2 separate regions of the Homo sapiens genome follow, and region 1 is linked to region 2. A link is a loop called in an ENCODE intact Hi-C map of the cell type or tissue named here. Cell type or tissue: body of pancreas. All regions are shown on one strand. Links, peaks and the distances in the headings refer to the core of each region. The heading gives the core; the rest is flanking DNA. Region 1 overlaps LOC124900730 (a long non-coding RNA gene). Region 2 has its middle 21 kb from the start of MEPE.

Region 1 (5,382 bases), core at 221-5,220, 110 kb after region 2:
AAATATACAGGAAAGGGTCAAAGCTTCAGCTCCCAACAATAAACAGTTTCTGACATAAGCTACTGTTTCCTTTAATTATGGTCATCTCCATATGAGGATGGTAGAGTGCTTTAAAATTCTTCAGGTTTCCTAGAATTTACCTCCCACACAATATTTGATCTGGTGAGAGGCAACTAAGACTAAAATTAATCTGTGAACACATCCTTACTAGTAAACGGAAGTCATTCAAAACCTTCAGAGAACATGACTTTAAGTTCTCAAATATAACTAGATGGGTTGATTTTAACTTGATCTCTTATTTATTTATTTATTTATTTATTTTCATAGAGACAGGGTTTTTGCCATGTTGACCAGGCTGGTCTTGAACTCCTAAGCACAAGCAATCAAAGTGCTGGGATTACAGACTTGAGGACCAAGCCTGGACAATTTAACTTGATCTCTAACTGCCACTGGCTACTTGTTAGAAGGTCAAAAAGCAAAAGGTATCCAAAAAACAGGTGGCCTAACTAAGAAGTAAAAGCAAATGATGCTGTGTGAACGATTCAGAAGTTGCGAGATGAATTTATCATTTAGTGGAAGGCAGCTGTAGCCTCTTTCTTCTCAGAAATAAGCCAACTTAACAATATTTAATTATGTGGTATAGGCAAGATAAAATTCAGGTTCCCAGATTCCCAACATGGGACACTATCCACTAAAACCTATACCACAGCTGATTCTCTTCTTGCAAAAGTGGGAAAAACAAAAACAGAGGATCAAGAGAAGCCCGCTATCCTAATCACTTATCTACTGATATTGCATACCATCTCCTTGTGGAAAAAATTAGTCACATACTTATTGTATAAAATAATCAACTTCAATTTTAACATATTAGTAACCTCGCATGAACTTATTCTGGCTTTTAGAAATGGGGGAGCAAAAATTAATAGAAAATAGATACATATAAAGTTATAGCACCATAACTTAAATTCCGTTTCATGAGTCTAGTGACCTGGAACACAGACGATAAAATCCAAAAGCTATGAACTGAGCAATATTATGCATATGGCATTGTGTTAATTAAGGTAACATCTGCTATCGTAACAGATGTCAGGCACTAAAGGCAATAGAAACTTATTTCTCATTCATACTGATGGCAACGGTGGGCCATCCGGAGCGGTTGCTGTCATCTTGCCAGCTGCAGCTGGGAGGCGCCAGCGGTGGTGGCAGGAGCGGCTGTGGGAGCAGTAGTGGCGGGTTGCGGGGGAGGGGGTACCCCTGTGCCCTATGTCCAATGTCTGGGAGGCAGCCGACTACGCCACCGGGACCCTAGCACTGCAGGGCAGGACCTATCCCCAGGCCCAGAGCCTCCGTAGCTCAGCCCCTGGCCCCGCGTTGCTGCTGTCACCCTCTGCTGCTGCAGGGAGGATGTGTGGAAGAGGCAGACAGTCCCCGAAGCCCACAGCCCTGGGGGCCACCACGATGGGGCCAGGCCAAGTCGCCCATGGGCAGGGGAGCAGCTGTCAGGCAGAGAGGGTCCCCAAGGCAGAACTGGGTCCAGGGCAGTGTGACGCTTGCACACAGAGCGTGGTGGCCGAGCCAAGGCGCTGACCTGGGGTGTGCTTCAGGGCCCCATGGCTGGAAGTGGGAGCAGTGCCCGCTTCAGGACCCAGCCAATTTTTGCAGTGACAGCACCCACCCCACCAAGCCAAGTTCCTGCACGTCAGGAGAAGGCTCTGCACAGGGCTGACTGGGGCTGTGTCCAGGGGTTCCGTCCCGCATTGAGGTGATCACCGGGCCTGACACTCTCAACTGCCAGGCCAGGCCCTGATCCACTCCCAAAGGGTCCCCCTCAGACAAGGCTGTGAGCTGGGTGGGCAAAAGCCCCGCCCTCCCAGGAGCAGGACCTGGGAGTCTGTGCAGTCTGCACCCTAGGGGGCCTGTCTGCTCCTGCTGCCTGGTCTCTCCCCACTCCTGGCACCCACTCCAATCTTGGAGTGGGGTTGGGGCCAAGCCGGAGAGCTGTCACAGCCCAGCTGGCTGTGCGCATGCTCCGGACAGCACTGACACACCAGCCCCCTGCCACCTCGGCCTCCTCCAGACTTTGGGCACTGATGAGTGTTGCGGGGAGGGAAGTGGAGGTGAGGATGAGGGCAGCTCAGTGCTGGCTTGCAAGTGCCCCTTTGTGCAAGCAGCCTGGGTGCCATGGACAGCCACAGGAGGCAGACCGGCTCCTGGGCAGAAGGGGGCAGGTCCAGGTGAGGCCCCATTTTCAGGCCAGGGAGAGCCTGAAGGCTGGGGGCCAGGCTGCCAGTCCCACAGACTGGAGCGGAGACTCGTGGTGTCTTTTCCAGGCCTGCCCATGGTTGCCCATGGACCAATTGGTGTGCACTTCTTCACCTCTGAGGTCCATAAATGCCCTGGGCTCAGCAACACCAGGGCAGAGGATGGAGAGATGAAGGGACAGCCAGCAGCAGAGAGGAGATACCCACTCTGCTGAGAACTGAACACTTTTCGGGATGACCTGCCTATATCTCTGATAGGAGCTGAACACTCGTCAGGACACCCTAGCTATGGAGAGGAGCTGCCCACTGTGAGTCTTCCCTGAGGTGTTCTGTTGCTCAATAAAACTCCTCTTCGTCTTCCTCACCCTCCACTTGTCTATGTACCTCATTCTTCCTGGTCACAGGACAAGAACTCAGGACTTGTGGAATGGTGATGCTAAAAGAGCTGTAACACAAACAGAGCTGAAATATGCCCCTTGCTCGTTTTGTTGGTGGGCAAAGAGGAGAGAAGAGCTGCAGCCCTTCAGGGAGCCTAGACCTGGGATCTCCCTGAGCTAGGGCTGTGACTCCCTTTTTGAGACCCTGTGGTCCCTGGTGTCTCTGAGCCTCTGGGCACCACCACATTCCCTAGTATGAGCCAGGACAGCTGCCTGTGGGGCGCTGGTCCAGCCACAGCCTTGAAGAGAGCTGGCGCCCATGTCGGCACCTGGAGCTTCCTGCCCCGCAGCAGCAGCTGGCGTGTCTGACTGCACAGTGGCCAGACTCTATGCTCATTCACACCCCATTGCCACTCCATGCCTGACTCGCGGCATCCCTTGGAGGCATGGGATCCAGGCCAGTAGCATGAGCTGAACACAGCCTGCCAGGCTGAGTGGGCAGAATGAGTCCAGTGGGCCAGAGGCAAAGGCACCACCGGCTGTATGTTTCTGGCCAAAAAAGCAACACTCCAAAGATCCTGTAACAATACGATATCTAATGCTAGGGTTCCAGATCAGCAGACAGCTCAAGTCATGTTCTCCCTGGGCTCTGCTATCCAAAATGCTTCAGTCCTCTTCATCTGGTGAAAGGGTAAGGAAGAAGACTATGGGGGAGGCACGCTTTTTGAAGTTTTTAGGCACTTCCGCCTGGAAGGGAAACACATCACTTTGTTTTACATTCCCTTAGCAAGAACTAGACATATGGCCACATCTAAATGCAAGGGAGGCTGAGAAATGTAGTTTCAGCTGGGCAGCTGCTTCCCAGCAACTACTCTGAAGACAACACATCTTTGGTGTACAGCCAACAGTACCTGCACAATTATTATGGTAGGTGCTACATAGAATTCAAATGTGGTAAGGCATAAGACCAACTATGAAACATGTCTTTCTGTAGAAATATGATACTTGTTAAAATACAATAAGCAATTTGTTCAAAGTTTAGAGAGTCAAGAAAACTAATATTTAAGATCATTGTATCTATTAAGAATGAAGCTAATGATATTAACCCATAATCAGTAGGTGTGTGTTTTGAACTGGTGATTCACAGCTGTTTGAGATTAGCAGAGACATACTGACACTCTCCCACACTGTATGGCTCATGACCATAGCATGGCGTTAGCTGGGTGGCATATGTGAAAAAATTAAGCTTTTGTTCTTCTTAGATTTGAACTTGTTAGAGGCAAGATTTTTGAAAATCCTTACAAAATTTCTCTCTTCGGTATCATTGGAACTTACAGCTTTTGTTGTATGGTTATTTGGGTTTTTGTTTTTGTTTTTTGTTTTTTTCTTTTCATTTTAACCAAGTTTGGTCAAATTTGGATGCTTATAATTTTGATTCACATCTTAGAAGTTAGTCTCTGGGGCCAGGCATGCGGGCTCGCGCTTTCAACCCCAAGACCACTTTGGGAGGCATTTTGGGAGCTGAGGCAGGAGGATCTTTGAGTCCAGGAGTTTGAGACCAGCCTGGGCAACATAGGGAGACCTCGTCTCTACAAAAATTTAAAAATCAGCCAGGTCTGGTGGTGCACACCTATAGTCTAAGCTACTGGGAAGGCTAAGGCAGGAAGAGCGCCTGAGCCTGGGAGGTCGAGGCTACAGTGAGCCGCGATCACACCACTGCACTCCAGCATGGGTGACTGAGCAAGATCTTGTCTCAAATAAATAAATAAATAAGTTTGTCTCTAAATATTAGCTCCTCAACTGAGCTGCATCTTAGCATCCTCTTGAAAGCTTTTCTTAACACTGATGTGTAGAACTAAACACTTCCTTCCCTGGAACCCTACTGGCCCTGTAAATATACACCTAATATTTATGCAAAGAGTAAATGCAATCAGGTAAACAGAAGTGACCGGCACATTAAATGGCTTCTATTATAGTTATGTGAAAAAATTGAGGTCATAATACCAAACTTATGTCATCGTTATGAATATTAGACAAAATGCATATTTTTAAATCTAGTACTTTACAGGTGTCCCATAAATATATATACAATTACCATTATTGTTGTTATTATTGTTGTTATTATTTTGAATATCTCTCCTTTTAAAAGGCAAAGACAGAAGTTTTGGGCTCACTCTTTGTTACTGTAGAAAAAGTAAATGTTAAGGGCATAATAATTACCAGAAAATTCCCTTGTTTCTTAGGGAAAAAACAAGCAGCAGAAATTGCGTTAAGCATGAAATGGCTGAAAAGAGGGCAAACTGATTCTGGATGACTCGTGAACAATATCATTAGATACAAAGTGAAATTAATAGGTTATCTAGACTAATAAAATCCACAGATGCTTGGAAATGAAGGAGATGTGAATGCGGGAAAGAAAAATCTAAAAACATCTCCAGATTATGGCGAAGCCCTATATGCCTGACCTGTTTGGCAATAAAACTACCCCCAAAAACCACAAGAGGCATTTTCCAGGAAAGAGGCAAGCCAATCTCTTCAGTCAGTTTCTCCTCAATCCCCTACTCTGGGTAATGAAATCTGAAAGAAATTCATGTGACCCATACTGGGAAAATGCCTCTAGAAAACCCATATTGTGGGAGGTAAGAATAAAAAATTCTCAGAACATGAAAGATTGATTTATTAAAATTGTAGGTTGGGATTGATTTACCTCCTTTTTTTAAAAAAAAGTTTTATTTTTATTAGTA
Region 2 (5,382 bases), core at 130-5,129:
GGGACTGGTGGCACAAGCCTGTAATCCCAGCACTTTAGGAGGCCAAGGTGGGGCAGATCACCTGAGGTCAGAAGTTCGAGACAAGCCTAGGCAACACAGTGAAACCCCATCCCTATGAAAAATACAAAAATTAGTCAGGCCTAGTGGCACAGGCCTATAATGCCAGCTACTTAGGAGGCTGAGGCACAAGAATTGCTTGAACCTGGGAGGTGGAGGCTGCAGTGAGCCAAGATCGTGCCACTGCACTCCAGCCTGGGTGACAGAGTGAGACTTTGTCTCAAATAAATAAATAAATATTAATTAATTAATCAAGTGAATGTACAGGACAGCATTTAAAAATGGACCTTTACACAGGCTCTTGCAAAACAGAAACTATTCACAGTGCATATACGTGACTTCCCCAACTCACTACTCTGTGGAAAATAATCTGGTGATTGTAGAGCCGTAGTGTGCCATCGGTCACGTACAAACCGGTCATCCTAACAGGATATGATCACAACCATTCAAAGTTTATGTGTCTCTGTAAAAGACAGAACAGAAAGTGTGACAAGGAAACAAAGTAGGAACAGAAGGAGCAAAAGTTGAAAGTACAAGGGCGCAAAAGTCACAGTATGCTGATTCGAGACTAAGCTTGCTGCCTTATGTTGCGCAAAAGTGTGAGTTCTACAATGAGATCACATGGACACAGGAAGGGGAACATCACACTCTGGGGACTGTGGTGGGGTGGGGGGAGGGGAGAGGGATAGCATTGGGAGATATACCTAATGCTAGATGACGAGTTAGTGGGTGCAGCGCACCAGCATGGCACATGTATACATATGTAACTAACCTGCACAATGTGCACATGTACCCTAAAACTTAAAGTATAATAAAAAAAAAAAAAAGTGTGAGTTCTAGAAGAGCATTCCCTATTAATAGAATCTTTAGTTAGTAGAATTTTAAAGCAGTGATCCATAAATTTCTAGTGTTCTACAAAATCTGCCTCTGTCTTGGTTCAGTGTTGGTGCTCTGTCTTCCACAGAGATCCGGGTTGATGAAAGGCCCTTCCAGGGAAGAGCCCCTCAGTTGCACCATCATGTTATTCATCAGGGCCAGATGAATAAAGAAGGGACGTACAAGTGTGAAAGCCCCCCAGCATCTGAGCCTACCGGTAGCCAAGAGAAACGAGTCTCCAACCTGGTCTTTTGGCTTCCTCATTTCAGCTTACTCTGGCCTGTTCATCTAACACTTACTAAAAGCATGTGACAGTAAGCTTTGAATCAATTCACATATCTTTCTCTCTCAAAATAATGTTTTTAGTTTTCTGATTATGAGAGAAATGAAAAACCCATTATATAAAATTACAAAAAAAGAAAATATAAAAAAAAATTACACTTTCATCACATTTTTCCTCCCAGTTCTTTTTCTAACTATATACTGACATATATTCTAAGAAAACATTATATTCTTTTAGTGTTCTTTTCTGCTATCTTAATTTGCTCTTTTATCACATTACCAAATATTTTTAAATCATTTTTAAATTTTATTATATACATTTACCACAGTTTGTTCAGTCTACTATTGAAGAATATTTAGCATTTTCCCAGTTTGTCTCTATTATAAACTCTTGTGTTTTTTCAGCTTTACTGAGGTATGATTGACAAATAAAAATTGTATATGATGCTTAACCATTCTTTTTAAATGGCTGCATAAAATTTGCTGCTTTGATTTACTGTCATTTTTTTAGCCACATCCCTATTGATAGGCATTTAAATGATTTTTAGCTAATCACTATTCAAACAGTGTTACAATAAACATCACTGGTCATGTATCTTTGTGTACAACAGTAGGGTAAATTTTTAGCATTACCAAGTCTATTTTAAATATGAGATACAAAGATGCAACATCAAGTTTCATATACCTGAGCAAGTAGGTTCTTAGAGCAAGTAAGTGAATATTGCACTTTACATAAATTTGCCTCTGTGACACTTCCACCTGCACACAATATGCCCCAGGGCAGTTAATTCCAAACACTGGTGACAGGCTAGGTCCAGTGGAGTCATCTGAAGATCTTTATCAGAAAGCACAACCCTGGAGCTCATTCTCAAAGATTCCGATTCTTTGGTGGGTCCTAGTATTCTGCATTTTAGGAAACTTCCAGGTGACACTAATACACAGCCAGGTTTCAGCAACACTGCCATAAGAACCCGTATTAAAGAGCTTTTAAAATGGAAAACCAGAAAATAGTCACTAGATGGCAACCTCGCTCACTTTTTGAAAAGCATTTTGAAACAAAGCAAAGAGAGTTTTTAACTTTCATTCACAATTAAATTTGGAAATGTCTCCCTAAAGGAAGTTTAAAAAAAAAAAAAAAAAAACATACAATCAGGTGCCTCTCTTTCATAATGCCCGTATCCTATTACTTTTAAACTCCATAAATAAAAACAAGGGCTCTTTTGTTTGAATAATAACAGCCCCCTCTGGAAACTTAATCTAGTTTTTGTTTGCATACATCTCTCCTATAAAACTCTGAATTTCCTGTTTCCTTAGATAATAAAGTGGAATTTGTCTTAAAAAGTCTCTTTTCTTTCTTACTAATGTCTGAATCTCCTTAAAGCCAAGATCAGCTGTGCTTAGTTTTGTGAGGCTAAACCCCCTGACATTAACACGTTGCCATTCTTTTTCTAACTGGCTCTATACAGGTGCAGAGATTCTTGGAAGAAACCTTAGAGATCATCTGGTCCAGTGCTCACCTAAGGCAGGTTCACTGTGTTTCACCCCTAATAGCTGGTCATTTTGCCACTGTTTACATACTTACACTAACAGGGAGTTCATTACCTTACCTTACACTTTTGGTGCTAGGCAGAAAGATGCATTCATTTTCCACATTACATGTTTCCTGTTTTCTACACTTCTCCTCATCAAACTAAACATTTTTCAATGACCTTTCATGTGCTCTTTCACCACACTTACCTCCAGTTGGTTGGGCACAATATTCCACATATTGTTTGAACATCTCAGCAGACCATGTAATAGTCTACCCTTTATTCTGGCCACTCAATCCTGTTAATATAGTCTAGGATTGTGTTAGACTCCTTAACATCTACAAAATGCCTATGTCAGCACTTGGTCCAAAATACAGGCTAAATTCATATTAGTTTCCCTTTCTCCTTATTTAATTTCTAATTATATAAGTACTAACTTCCTTCTGGTTTTTGTTTGCTCATGTGCTTACTCCATAAAAAACAATATTAGACCAGCTCTGCTCTTTGTACAGTATTATATCATTTATTTTCTGATCCAGGATGCATAATGCTCTATTTCACAATGCTATTTTATTGAAGTTTCTTCAATCTCGATTTTGTGATCCTAAATATTAACTATCACTCCCAGTTCTTAAGATGCAAATACTTCCTGGGTGTTCATTCACCAGTTTGAAGAAATTTTGAACAGGGCAGAGGGCAGGCTAGGACAGTGCCTGCAGCATATTGAAGTTGGCCCCCTTGTAGCCTGATGCTGATCTATTTTTTTTTTTTTTTTTGAGACGGAGTCTCGCTCTGTCGCCCAGGCCGGACTGCGGACTGCAGTGGCGCAATCTCGGCTCACTGCAAGCTCCGCTTCCCGGGTTCACGCCATTCTCCTGCCTCAGCCTCCCGAGTAGCTGGGACTACAGGCGCCCGCCACCGCGCCCGGCTAATTTTTTGTATTTTTAGTAGAGACGGGGTTTCACCTTGTTAGCCAGGATGGTCTCGATCTCCTGACCTCATGATCCACCCGCCTCGGCCTCCCAAAGTGCTGGGATTACAGGCGTGAGCCACCGCGCCCGGCCGATGCTGATCTATTAATCAATACTTTTTGGGTGCAGCTGTTTGGTTAATAATGACTATGGCTCTATTATTAACTGGCCTAGATATGCTCACAAAAGAATTTTGTCAAATGCTTTGCTAATATCAATATGCTGAGCTCTACAGCATTTCCTAAACCTACAAGACCAGCAATAAGATCAAAAATGCAATCAGGCTGGGCACGGTGACTCACACTGTAATCCCAGCACTTTGGGAGGCCAAGATGGGCAGATCATTTGAGTCCAGAAGTTTGAGACCATCCTGAGCAACATGGTGAAACCCATTGTCTACAAAAAATACAAAAATTAGCCGGGCGTGGTGGCATGCTCCTGCGGTCCCAGCTACTTAGGAGGCTGAGGCAGGAGAATCGCTTGAAACTAGGAGGCAGAAGTTGCAGTGAGCCGAGATCGCGCCACTGTACTCCAGCCTGGATGACAGAGCAAGGCTCTGTTTCAAAAAACAAAAGAAAAAGAAAAAAATGAAATCAGAATAGTGACAGTACAGAAAACTGTGATAATGTAGACTTAAAAAAAAACTAAAGGTTTTTTTTTCACCTTGGAAAGGTGAAATAGATTACAACCAAATTACAACTGTAATCCCTGGACACATGTAGAACAGACCCAAGAAAACTCTGAAAGGTGGAGAGAATTAAAAAGATGGGCCAGGGACCTTAAGACTCAAGGAATGACAAGGCATTAAGCTTCCTGGGCTTTTTTTGGTCTCATATATCCCAGACTTGGAGCTCCAGATGCTGGCAGCCCAGAAACACCAAATACAGACAAAAAAAGCCTGCACACTCTAGCCAAAGGAACAGGAAAGGGGCAGTCCAGCAACGCTGAACACTTTTAGACAATAACCACTCTACGCCAGCCAAACACCGCAGAGAAAACTGTGGCCCCAACCCCACCCACACAAGCCAAGGCTGAGTGGGGGAGCCCAGACTTCCAACCTGGAGACGCCACCACGAGGTGCCTCAGCCCCGTCACCACCACCACCACCACCTCCGGGGTGGTATCACAGAAGGCTGAGAAGAGAGCTGGTACTCTCATTCCAGCCAGCCTGTAACAAGCAGTTCCTGTGGTATCAGTGGAGACCATGAGGACAGCCTGGACTCCACTCCCACTCGGCAACTTCCTGCTGAGGGGGGGGCACAGGAGGTCTAGTGGAGAGTCAAGATTTTTACCACTGCTTAGCAGTAACAATGCCACCTACCTATGGTGCCACCAGAGACCATGTGGGGAGCCAGAACTTCCACCCTTTCCTGTAGTAATGAGGAGCCCCCAACACACATGCACACACACACACAGGGATGTCAAGGGAGGCCAAGTGGGAAACCTGGGCGTCTATCTCTACCCTTCTAAAGTGGTGTCATAGGAAGCAAAAATAGAAGTTAAATAATACCCAGAGTCTTATAATATGAAAGTACCCAGGATTCAATTGAAAATCACTCATCATTCAAAGAAACAGGAAGATCTCAAACTGAATGAACAAAGGCAATCAATAGATGCCAACACTGAGTCAGCAGAGATGTTAGAATTTCCTAACAAATTATTGTAAA

What was found. A loop is a pair of places that touch in the nucleus more often than their neighbours do. Peaks named below come from ENCODE experiments on the same cell type or tissue, not always from the same donor. Only the 100,000 strongest peaks of a DNase experiment are listed, where the experiment ranks them.
Region 1: a loop joins it to region 2, with 4 times the contacts of the local background. A loop is called at or near these places in 101 of 110 quality-filtered maps.

The regions. Positions count from the first base shown.
Region 1 is chr4:87,964,389-87,969,770 of GRCh38, forward strand. The region is part of intron 1 of LOC124900730 (a long non-coding RNA gene); the gene reads right to left. Among named protein-coding and RNA genes, the nearest start is that of SPP1, 8.6 kb to the right of the region's middle. In body of pancreas, for the core only: no CTCF peak of the experiment used is centred there; no DNase peak of the experiment used is centred there.
Region 2 is chr4:87,850,993-87,856,374 of GRCh38, forward strand. No RefSeq gene overlaps it. Among named protein-coding and RNA genes, the nearest start is that of MEPE, 21 kb to the left of the region's middle. In body of pancreas, for the core only: a CTCF peak has its summit at 2,228 (motif pointing right); no DNase peak of the experiment used is centred there; H3K27ac peaks cover 2,169 bases.